Regions from separate parts of the Homo sapiens genome. Here region 2 is linked to region 1. Evidence: read pairs that join two places in POLR2A ChIA-PET (ENCODE). Cell type or tissue: PC-3. All regions are shown on one strand. Links, peaks and the distances in the headings refer to the core of each region. The heading gives the core; the rest is flanking DNA.

Evidence for each region. Peaks named below come from ENCODE experiments on the same cell type or tissue, not always from the same donor. Only the 100,000 strongest peaks of a DNase experiment are listed, where the experiment ranks them.
Region 2: POLR2A ChIA-PET joins it to region 1 with 5 read pairs; 2 of 35 experiments call an interaction of 5 or more read pairs at or near these places.

Annotation. Positions count from the first base shown.
Region 1 is chr5:27,616,709-27,622,102 of GRCh38, reverse strand. It overlaps LOC124901177 (a long non-coding RNA gene), which reads right to left and starts at 321. Exons shown (of 2, transcript XR_007059128.1): 1 at 258-321. In PC-3, for the core only: no CTCF peak of the experiment used is centred there; a DNase peak (open chromatin) is centred at 2,782; H3K27ac peaks cover 910 bases.
Region 2 is chr5:27,188,264-27,193,657 of GRCh38, reverse strand. No RefSeq gene overlaps it. Among named protein-coding and RNA genes, the nearest start is that of CDH9, 150 kb to the right of the region's middle. In PC-3, for the core only: no CTCF peak of the experiment used is centred there; no DNase peak of the experiment used is centred there.

The DNA of each region.
Region 1 (5,394 bases), core at 162-5,161:
TGGGAAATAGGGCTGCCCTGTTCTAAAGATGATAATTTAAGAATATTTGCTAAAATTATGAGTTTAAAATTAGAAGTTGTTTGTTTGAAATTAATAATAATAATTGCAACAGTTAAATGTAACGAAATATTCTAACTTTAAAAAACTAATTTATAATATTGGAAGTCGCTAAAAACACTTGGAACTGTATATTTTTAGAGCCATGTCTTTTGTTCTTCGAATATGGACGTACCCTTGCTGGAAAGTGTCACACTTACTTTTGCTTCTGTCGGTCAAATTAAATCTGTAACATTTCAGGGTTTTAAGAATTATACACTAAATCTGGAATAGAAAAAGGTGATACTTATTAATGGGTATTCATAAGATTTTCAATATGATAATTTTCTCATCCACATTAACTAATATGAAGCCATGGTCTAACAGAAATATATATGAACTTTTTGTTTTATTTTTATTTTTAAAACACAGATTCTTTGTTAGTATGAAACATTTCAATCTTACACGTAGAATCCTTCATTTTTCTTAAGATATTTAAAATCATTTCTGAAAATAAATATGGCTTTCAAAAAGCTTTAAATGTAATTACTTCCCTTTAGTGAGGAAAGGTATTTTTAAGTTTAGTTTATTTTCTGCAGATATATTCAAAATATGAGCTAAATATTAAATCTCTGAATTTATCAGTGAAAACTCATATGCTTCAACTAAAATCTGTGTAGTTCAGATTTCAGTATAATACAGATTTGTATTTTAAACTATGTAAGATATTTAAAATAAATATCACGTGTAAAGGCAGTTTTAAATTGATAAATAATATGAAAATACCACTTCATACCATTTATTTATTTCGTTATGCCTACATTATTTTGCACTCACCTTTATTCCAAAGAATTCCTATGAGAGTTCTAAGATGTTTTTGTTAAGAAAACAAATAACAACAACAACAAAAAAAAACAAGCCAAAGGAAACAATAGATATATAGGTTATGGAGAATCTCTACGTTCAGATGTAAATTAAAATGTTATTTTAAAAAACAGAAAGAGCTAAAAGTTAGAAGCATTAAGTCCAACCAAGTGCCATTCAATATTTCTGGAACTGTTTAAAGTCTGGGGGTCATTTTCTGAGTTAGGTTGGGTTGGTCTCAGTGATAAATCTTCTGTTGGCTGCAGATTCTGGAGTTGGGTAGGAATCAGCTAAGAGATAGTAGGCAGGGTCAAATTGTAAAATAGCAAGCAAACAAACCAGTAAAAAAAAAAATCAAGCAATGAGATAGAACAAATAGAAATGAAATAGAATGTAGGAAGCTACTTCTGGAAAGATATACTAACGATTCATGTGGATGGTTTTTGTTAGGTCTTCTGACCTCACTTTGGGTAGGAAAAAAAGCTGTAGAGTGGCTGTACTGCTCAGACATACTTCCCTTAGGCTGCTACCTATGGGTGGAAAATATCTAGAGTAGCTCTGTGATTTCTAAAAGGAAACATTAACCCTTTTCGCCAAAGGTCTCCCACTGTTTTTGTTACCAGAGACCCGTTTTGTGGAAGAATATTTTTCCATGGACCAAGGTGTGGGGAGAGGATGGTTTTGGGATGATTCAAGTGTATTACATTGATTGTGCATTTTATTTCTATTATTATTACATTATAATATGTAATCAAATAATTATACAACTCATAATAATGTAGAATCAGTGGGAGCCCTGACCTTGTGTTTTTACAACTAGACGGTCCCATCTAGACAGAGGTAATAGGAGTCAGTGACAGATCATCAGGGATTAGATTCTCATAAGGAAAACACACCCTAGATCCTGCACATGCACAGTTCACGATAGGCTTCATGCTCCTCTGAGAATCTAATGCAGCCTCTGATCTGACAGGAGGTGAAGCTCAGTTGGTAATGCCAGGGATGAGGAGCAGCTGTAAATACAGATGAGGTTTTGCTCACTTGCCTGTCACTCAGCCTTCTGCTGTGCCACCTGGTTCCTGTGGCCTGGGGGTTGGGGACTCCTACTTTAGACCAGACACTGGAGCTGGCTCTTGAATCTCTTTGGCCCAGTTTTATAGTATGTTGATGTTCCCTGATATGGTTTCAAGTAACTAGTCCTTAAGATACCAACATAAGTATGATTTATTTCTTAGAGACTGGTACATCAGGCTTAGAGATTGATAAACTGAAAATATTTCTTCTGTGAAAGATGATATTGAGTAAATAAAAAAGCAAGGTGCAGATGGGAGAAAATATTTGCAAATAACATGTCCCACAGTGTTATGTATCAAGAATAGATAACAGACCCTCACAACTCAACAATAAGAAAACAAACCACTCGATTAAAAAATAAGCAAAACAAATGGACAAATGTTTCACCAGAGGATATAAGTATGGTACATAAGCACATGAAAAGGCGTTCAACATCATTAGTCATTATAAAGATAAAACATTAAACACAAGAAACAAATGAAACAACCCTAATGAGATATTATTACATGCAAAAAAGCCCTAATGAGATATTATTACATGCTTAATTACATGGATGGATAAAAATAATGCTGACAATTCTAAGCACTGAGGAGGGTGTAAAACAGCTCACATTCTCAGACATTGCTGGTTGGGATATAAAATTCCACATCCTGAAAAACACTTTGGCAGTTTTTATAAAGTTAAACAGTTACATATGTTAAATATGACCAAGAAATGCTACTCTTCAGTATTTGCCCAAAAGTAAGTTTATGCCCACAGGAAAACCACATGACATTCTGAAGCATATTCATGCTGCCAAAATGAATCACAACCCAAATATCCCCAGAGAGGATAATGAGTAAGCAAATAGAATACTAAAGACAATGGTTTGGAATGAAATACTATTTAGCAATAAAAATAAATAGACTTTTGGCTGGGCGCGGTGGCTCACGCCTGTAATCCCAGCACTTTGGGAGGCCGGGGCGGGTGGATCACGAGGTCAGGAGATCGAGACCATCCTGGCTAACGCGGTGAAACCCCGTCTCTACTGAAAATACAAAAAAATTAGCCGGGCGCGGTGGCGGGCGCCTGTAGTCCCAGCTACTCGGGAGGCTGAGGCAGGAGAATGGCGTGAACCCGGGAGGCGGAGCTTGCAGTGAGCCGAGATAGTGCCACCGCACTCCAGCCTGGGCGACAGAGCGAGACTCCGTCTCAAAAAAAATAAATAGATAGACTTTTGATAGATACAACAATTTGAATGAATCTCAAATGGGTTATGCTGAGTGAAAGAAGCTGATCTCAGAAGGTTCTATCTGTATGATTCCATTTATATTATCTTTGAAAACAAAATAAAATTTTAGAGCTATAGGAATTGAGACTAGGTCAGTGGTCATCAGGGGTTATGGGTGAGTGAAGGGTATGAATATAAAGATATGGCAAAGTTTGTTTTTCGAGGTGATGGTCCTGTTTCATAGCCTAACTATGGTGGGTGCATGAATCTATACATGTGTTAAAATTCATACAAATATACTAAAAAAATCTATTTCATTACACAGCAATGAAAAGATAGAAATTAATAATTAAAATAAGTGTATCTCAGATCAGGCATTTAAGTTGCCTTGTTAAAATGTTATTTTCAGAGTTAAAGTTATGTAGTAATTCTTCCTCTAGGTTCAAAAGATTTTCTGAAAAAATGTTTTAATTAAACCAACAGCTTGCCATTATCTTTAAGTGAGTTTCCACAACAAATTAGGTAATCTTCAGGCCCTTCTTGATGACTAAAAAATTAGGAGACTTATAACAGCAAAGGACATGATTATGGGGATCTTGGATTTGATTAGAGAAAGCAACTGCTTAAAATTCCTTATTATATTAGCATTATATTCCCTTCCATAGACAAGAAGTAACTACAGTTTTATTTTTCAGATTCTTGGTTATTTTTATAATCAACAGTCACAAATAAAGAATGACCCTTTTTGCCTTGCTTTATCATCCACTTTTCTCATTTTAATTTTTAAATGAAAATGACTTCTTTTTTTAAAATGTATTCTAGTTTCCCTGAGGATTGGGAAAGCATATAGTCTGTATTATTTGATTATACATATATTTTTCTTCTGTTAATCTCTATCTTTAATTTTAAAAATGCTACTTTATTAACACCGAACTTTTTTTTTCTCACCATCTCTGTGTCATAGATAACAATACCAAGTACTTACAGTGTTTATCCACCAGGTTGTTCTCACAACAGTACAGACAGACATGTTATTTTTACATTTTTACCTATGAGAAAACTGAACAAAATACTTAGAACTCATAGACTACTGTAGAAAATATAACAGAAAATATTAATCTAAGAAAACCAGTTTTTAAAAAGAGTATATGAATTTAGGAAGAGGGGCCAAGAAGGCTGAATAGAAATAGCTCCTGTCTGCAGCTCCCAGCAAGACCAATGCAGAAGGTGGGTAATTTCTTCATTTCCAACTGCAGTACCCAGTTCATCGCATTGGGACTGGTTAGGTAGCAGGTGCAACCCACGGAGAGCAAGCAGAAGCAGGGTGAGGCATCACTACACCCAGGAAGCACAAAGAGCTGGGGGATCTCCCTCTCCCAGGCATGGGAAGCATTGAGGGACCGTGCTGTCCACTCTGGGTACTATGCTTTTCCCAAGGATTTTTGCAATTGTGGATCAGGAGATTTCATCATGAGCCTACACCACCAGGGCCCTGGGTTTCAAGCACAAAACTGAGTGACTGTTTTGGCAGGCACTGAGCTAGCTGCAGGAGTTTTTTCATACTCCAGCAGTGCCTGGAGCTTCAGCAATACAGGGGAATCATCCATTGCCCTAGAAAGGGGGCTGAAGCCAGGGAGCCAAGCGGTGTTACTCAGTAGGTCCCATTCCCATGAAGCCCAGCAAGCTGAGAAACACTGGCTTGAAATTCTCACTGTCAGAAGCAGTCTGGAGTCAACCTGAGATGATGGAGCTTGGTGTGGGAAGAGGCATGCACCATTACTGAGGCTTTAGTAGGTGGTTTTCCCCTGACAGTGCTAAGGAGATTGGGAGGTTTGGATTGGGCGGAATTCACCACAGTGTGGCAAAGCAACTGTGGCCAGACTGCTTCTCTAGATTCCTCCTCACTGAACAGGGCATCTCTGCAGGAAATACACTGTATTTCCTAAGCCCAATCAGGGGCTTACAGAAACTCTCATCTCCCTGGGACAGAGCACCTCGGGGGAAGGACAGCTGCAGTTGCAGCTTCAGCTGACTTAATCTTTCCTGCCTACCAGCTCTGAAGAGAGTGGCTGATGTAGACAAGGGAGATGCTCCCAGCACAGTGCACCAGCTCTGCCAAGGGACAAAATGTCTCCTCAAGAGAGCCCCTGACCCCAGTGCCTCCAGGCTGGGAGGGACCTCCCAAGCAGGGGTCATCAGACACCTCATAC
Region 2 (5,394 bases), core at 268-5,267, 430 kb after region 1:
AAATTTAATTGGTTCCTTAAATTCCTAGAACTAATAGGTCTTCCAACCTTTGTTGAGGAGCTCTGTGTGCATGTTACGGTGCATCTTCAACGCCCAGGCCTTTTACGTGTTGGCTTAATCTTCACTTCCTGGTTATGCAGAGCCTCGAGGTCTTCTAGAATTGAGATCTTAGGGTACTTTTAGGTCTCTCCCGGACACGCATACAGTCTTGGGCACACACACAGCCTTATGCTTATGTGTGCTGCTCAAGAATTTATCAAAGCTTCGCAAATTCAAATAATATATGAGATATTTTCAGAGTCCTTATGAACAGAACATTCCCAAGATTTTTCTTTAACTTGTATTTTAAAATCGGGGATACAGCCGGGGGCAGTGACTCATGCCTGTAATTCCAGCAGTTTGGGAGGCTGAGGTGGGTGGATCACGAGGTCAGGAGATCGAGACCATCCTGGCTAACACGGTGAAACCCCGTCTCTACTAAAAATACAAAAAATTAGCCGGGCGTGGTGGCGGGCACCTGTAGCCCCAGCTACTTGGGAGGTTGAGGCAGGAGAATGGCGTGAACCCGGGAGGCGGAGCTTGCAGTGAGCCGATATCGAGCCACTGCACTCCAGCCTGGGCCACAGAGCGAGACTCAGTCTCAAAAAAAAAAAAAAAAAAAAAAATCAGGGGTATATGTGCAGGTTTGTTATATAGGTAAATGGTGTGTCACAGGGGTTTGGTGTACAGATTATTTCATCACCCAGATGATAAACACTGTACCCAACAGGCTATTTTTCTATCCTCTTCCTCTTCCCACCCTTCACCCTAAAGTAGGCCCCAGTATCTATTGTTTCCTTCTTTGTATCTATTTGTATTCAGTGTTTAGCTCCCACTAATAAGTGAGAACATGTGGTATCTGGTTTTCTATTCCTGTGTTAGTTCACTTAGTATAATGACCTCTAGCTGCATCCATGTTTCTGCAAAGGACATAATTTCTTTCTTTTTTAAGGCTGTATAATATTCCACAGTATGTAAGTCCCACATTTTCCCATTAATGGGCATTTAGGTTGATTTCATGTCTTTGCTATTGTGAATAGTACTGCCATAAACATACACATGCATGTGTCTTTATGGTGGGATAATTTAAATTCTTCGGGGTGTATACCTAACAATGGGGTTGCTGTTTCAAATGGTAGTTCTGTTTTAAGTTTGTTGAGAAATCACCAAACTGCTTTCCACAGTGGCTGAACTAATTTACATTCCTTCCCAGTATATAAGTGTTCCATTTTCTCTGCAACCTAGCTAGCATCTGTTATTTTTTTTTCTTTTTTAATAATAGCCATTCTGACTAGTGTGAATGGTATCTCACTGTGGTTTTTATTTGCATTTCTATAATGATTACTGATGTTGAGGATTTTTTCATATGCTTGTTCAATGCTTGTATGTACTCTTTAGAAACGTGTCTGTTCATCTCCTTTGTCCCCTTTTTTAATGGGGTTGTTTGGTTTTTGCTTGTTAACTTAAGTTCCTTAAAGATTCTGGATATTAGACCTTTGTCAGATGCATATTTTCTTTAAGACTTTCATTTAAACTTTTCGATAAGCTTGTTGTTTCAGACAACTGTTACTGCCGCCTCAGTAGCTGTGATGTTCAACAATTGCTGTCGACTGTTTTTGATAAATACCCCCAGGGAAAAGATATTTAGATTGCGCAAGCTCTGACTCAGTTCAAGTGAAGAGCAGCCGTGCAAATTTCATTTTCCAAAGAAGTTTTATTTTCTATATATATTTTTTGAGACGGAGTCTTGGTCTGTCACCCAGGCTGGAGGGCAGTGGGGGTTCTTAGCTTGCTGCCACCTCCACCTTCCAGGTTCAAGCAATTCTCCTGCCTCAGCCTCCCAAGTAACTGGGATTACAGGCACATGCCTCCACACCCATCTAATTTTGTATTTTTAGTAGAGATGGTATTTCAACACGTTGGCCAGGCTGGTCTTGAACTCCTGATCTCAAGTGATCTGCCCGCCCCCCAAAGTCCTGGGATTACAAGCGTGAGCCACCATGCCTGGCACCAAAGAGGTTTTCGACAGGTCAAATTATGCCAACTATTTCAGAAAGGGAATTTGGAATCTCTCCTGTCACTGTAATTATTGTGCTTTTGGTTTTCAGCATAGAGCTGAGGGGAGAAGATGCAAATAAGGCATGTTAAAAAACAAGGCTCACTGTTTCTATCCGAGGTTCCATTTTTCTAGAATAAACATTACTTGAATTGTTGCAAGCCTTTCGTTAATTCCCACAGTTCAATGTAAGTTAGATAAACCGTTTTGAGGATTTATTTATTTATTTATTTATTTTTTTGAGACAGAGTCTTGCCTTGTCGCCCAAGCTGGAGTGTAGTGGCGTTGATACCGGCTCACTGCAACCTACGCCTCCTGGGTTCAAACAATTCTTGTGCCTCAGCTGCCAGAGTAGCTGGGATTATAGGCGTGTGCCACCATGCCCAGCTATTTTGAGGACTTTTAAATTTCGTTTTACAGAGGGAAGATTTTCAGAGATACTCTCCTATTCCCATTTTTAGAGTGTATTTTAGAAATAGCTCTTAGAGAAAATTTATGGTCTAAAATGCAAAGCATTTAGCAAAGAGAATATAAATTAAGTTTCCTCCAAAATATTAAAGCAAGTATAGCAAATCAAATTTAAATTTTAAAAAGGAAAACAGAGAGAAAAATCTAATTTAGTAAGCAAAAAGAATGACAATTCACTCTCATTTGAATTATATAGTAATAGAAAAAATAAAAATAAATAAATTCATGCTGTGAAAGCTTCATTATTTGTTAGTATATTAGGCCGAGTACTTGCTCTCGCCTGATAAAAATATTCTATAATATACCTTCTTTGCCAACAACACGCACACACACACACACACACACAGACACAGACACACACACACACACACAGGCATTCATGTATACACATATAACACTCACCTTATATTATTTGCTGGTAGAAAGTAAAAAATTCTTTTAAACTGAAGTTAGAGAAATGCTAATCTCAGTCTATGACTATTGCATAATGGTTTGCTTGTCTGTGTGTGTGAGTATGTGTGTGTTTGTGTTATTTTGTCATTAGCCAAAAATTTATAAGATATTTGATAATGGCCAAATTGATTAAAGCCTAAGTTCAATTGTCTGTCAGCATAATTTCCAATTGCATTCAATTTTGATATTAAATCCTTAATATATTTAATGCCAAGAATATTTAGAACACAATTAATAATTTACATTAAGTTATGGCCCCAATAGGGCTTTTCTGTGAGTCTCTTATTCAGAAAAAACAAAACAAAATCTCCAAATATCAGACAAGTTATGATTTAATAATTTTATAGTTTGGTACCATTATTTTAATTAGAATTTTTCCTGGACTTGACAAAACTATAAAATTATGTTTAACAATTTGCTTTCATGATAGCTAAAATAAAGGGAGGAGTATTTAAGTATCTTCAATACATTTGGTTTCATATCTCCTTACTTCTGTACCCTCTATGTCTGAACACCAACCAAAGAACTTATTTATGATCCACATTATTTCAACATCAACAAAGTGTAGGTTGGAAAACTGCTCTGTATGTTAAGTCAGTTTCATTTGATGAAGCGTTATTTGAAATAAAGTGAAACTCTTCTGCATTAGAGAAGGCAAACAAGGGTTTTACGTCTAAGAAATGTGGATTCATGTGACTATCATTTCCCTTCTCTAATACACTAGCTCATTATCTACATAGTAATGATTGTGTTGCTTACCTTCTTGTTATTAAAAGACTAGAAAAAGCTACCTCTTTTTAAATGAATCTAAGTCTATGTCTGGCATATGGTAGGTGTTAAAAGGAATTCGTTTGACATTGGCTGTTTTGTAGGTTGGCTTTTCCCTATTGATGAGCTGTTGAGTATGAACTGTAGAAAGGAATTCATGTTCTAATTCTCACTTCAATCCTAATGTTTGACCGAAACATTTAGTCTGCACTTTTCACTTCTCTCTCCTTCTTGTGAATATATAATTAGAGTTAGTTTTTTTCTAAATATTGGAACTAGTTTTTTTCTTTGAATTTTAACATTTTATTTTATGTTCTTTATATGCCATCATTGCTAGTTAAGTTTGGCATAAATCAACATTCGAGTAAGTCTAATAACCCCATCACTATTAGGTATTACCAACCTGATTTTACAGGTGTGAAATCTGAAGTAGAGAGGTTTAGTAATTTGTCCAAGAGTAAGTAGTGGAGGTTGGATTCAACCCCAGGTAATTTTAATTGACATGCTCTACAATCCTACAAAAACATGAACAATTAAAAAAAAAAACTATGTTTTGTCAGAGATAAATGCTAGAGGATAAAATAATAAATATGAAATGGAGATGATAAATTTAGTTGCTGAGGATTGTGTTTAATTATAAGCCATGAAGCCAGGCAAGGTCTCATGGTGTGGTGCAAGTGATGCTTGGTAAAAGCCTAACACAGAGGCAGCAGGTATGTGAAGAAAGTTTTCCAGCAGATGCAAAGACCCTCTGCAGACCTAGAGATTCTAGAAAAGAAAGCAGGGCAGATCCAGTGAAGCAGGGGTAGTTCTGGGGTGACAGAATATGTTCAAGCTTAATATAGTCAAAATAGAAATCCTGGTCATGGCATTAAAACATCCTCCACTGATGGGCTTCATGCTCCCTCCATTCGCCCTGGGCTGCAGTCAATACACTTGGATTTATTCTTGACTCCCTTCCCTTCACAAACTACAAAAAGTGCCTAGGGAAATCATGTTACCTTCAAATTATACCCAGGAACTACCCACATCTCTCTTGCCCCACTGCTACTCCGCCTACCTCTGAGCAGTTCAGTGCTCGTGAACAGGTGACTCAAAACACAGTGGTCCTGTGAGGGAGATTTGTGACTTCACTTCTCAGAACAGCAATGGCTCTTCATTGCTTTCATAGATAGATTCCTGCATTTGTTCTTATTGTTACTGTTGTGTTCTAGTCATTGATCATTTGCTTACTCTTTAGCCTGTGGCACCAAGTGAATATATTCAATTTGACAAAAAATTATATATGTGACAGTGCTGTAAAATTTTCAGCCATTTACTTTAAATTCACTAATTAGCTCTTCAATTGAGTGCAACCTGGCTATGTAATAGAGCATGTGTGATGATTACAGATTTACAAGTCAATGTGGCCAGGCTGTAGTATCCACTTATTTAATCAAACTCTAATCTAGGTGTTGCACTGAAGGTATTTTATAGACATGGTTTACTTCTACAATCAGTTAATTACCCTGATAATTAGGGCTGGCCTTATCCAATCAGTTGAAGGCTTGAATAGCAAAACAGATTTCTGGAAGGATAAGAAATTCTGCCTCAAGACTTCTGAATCAAGG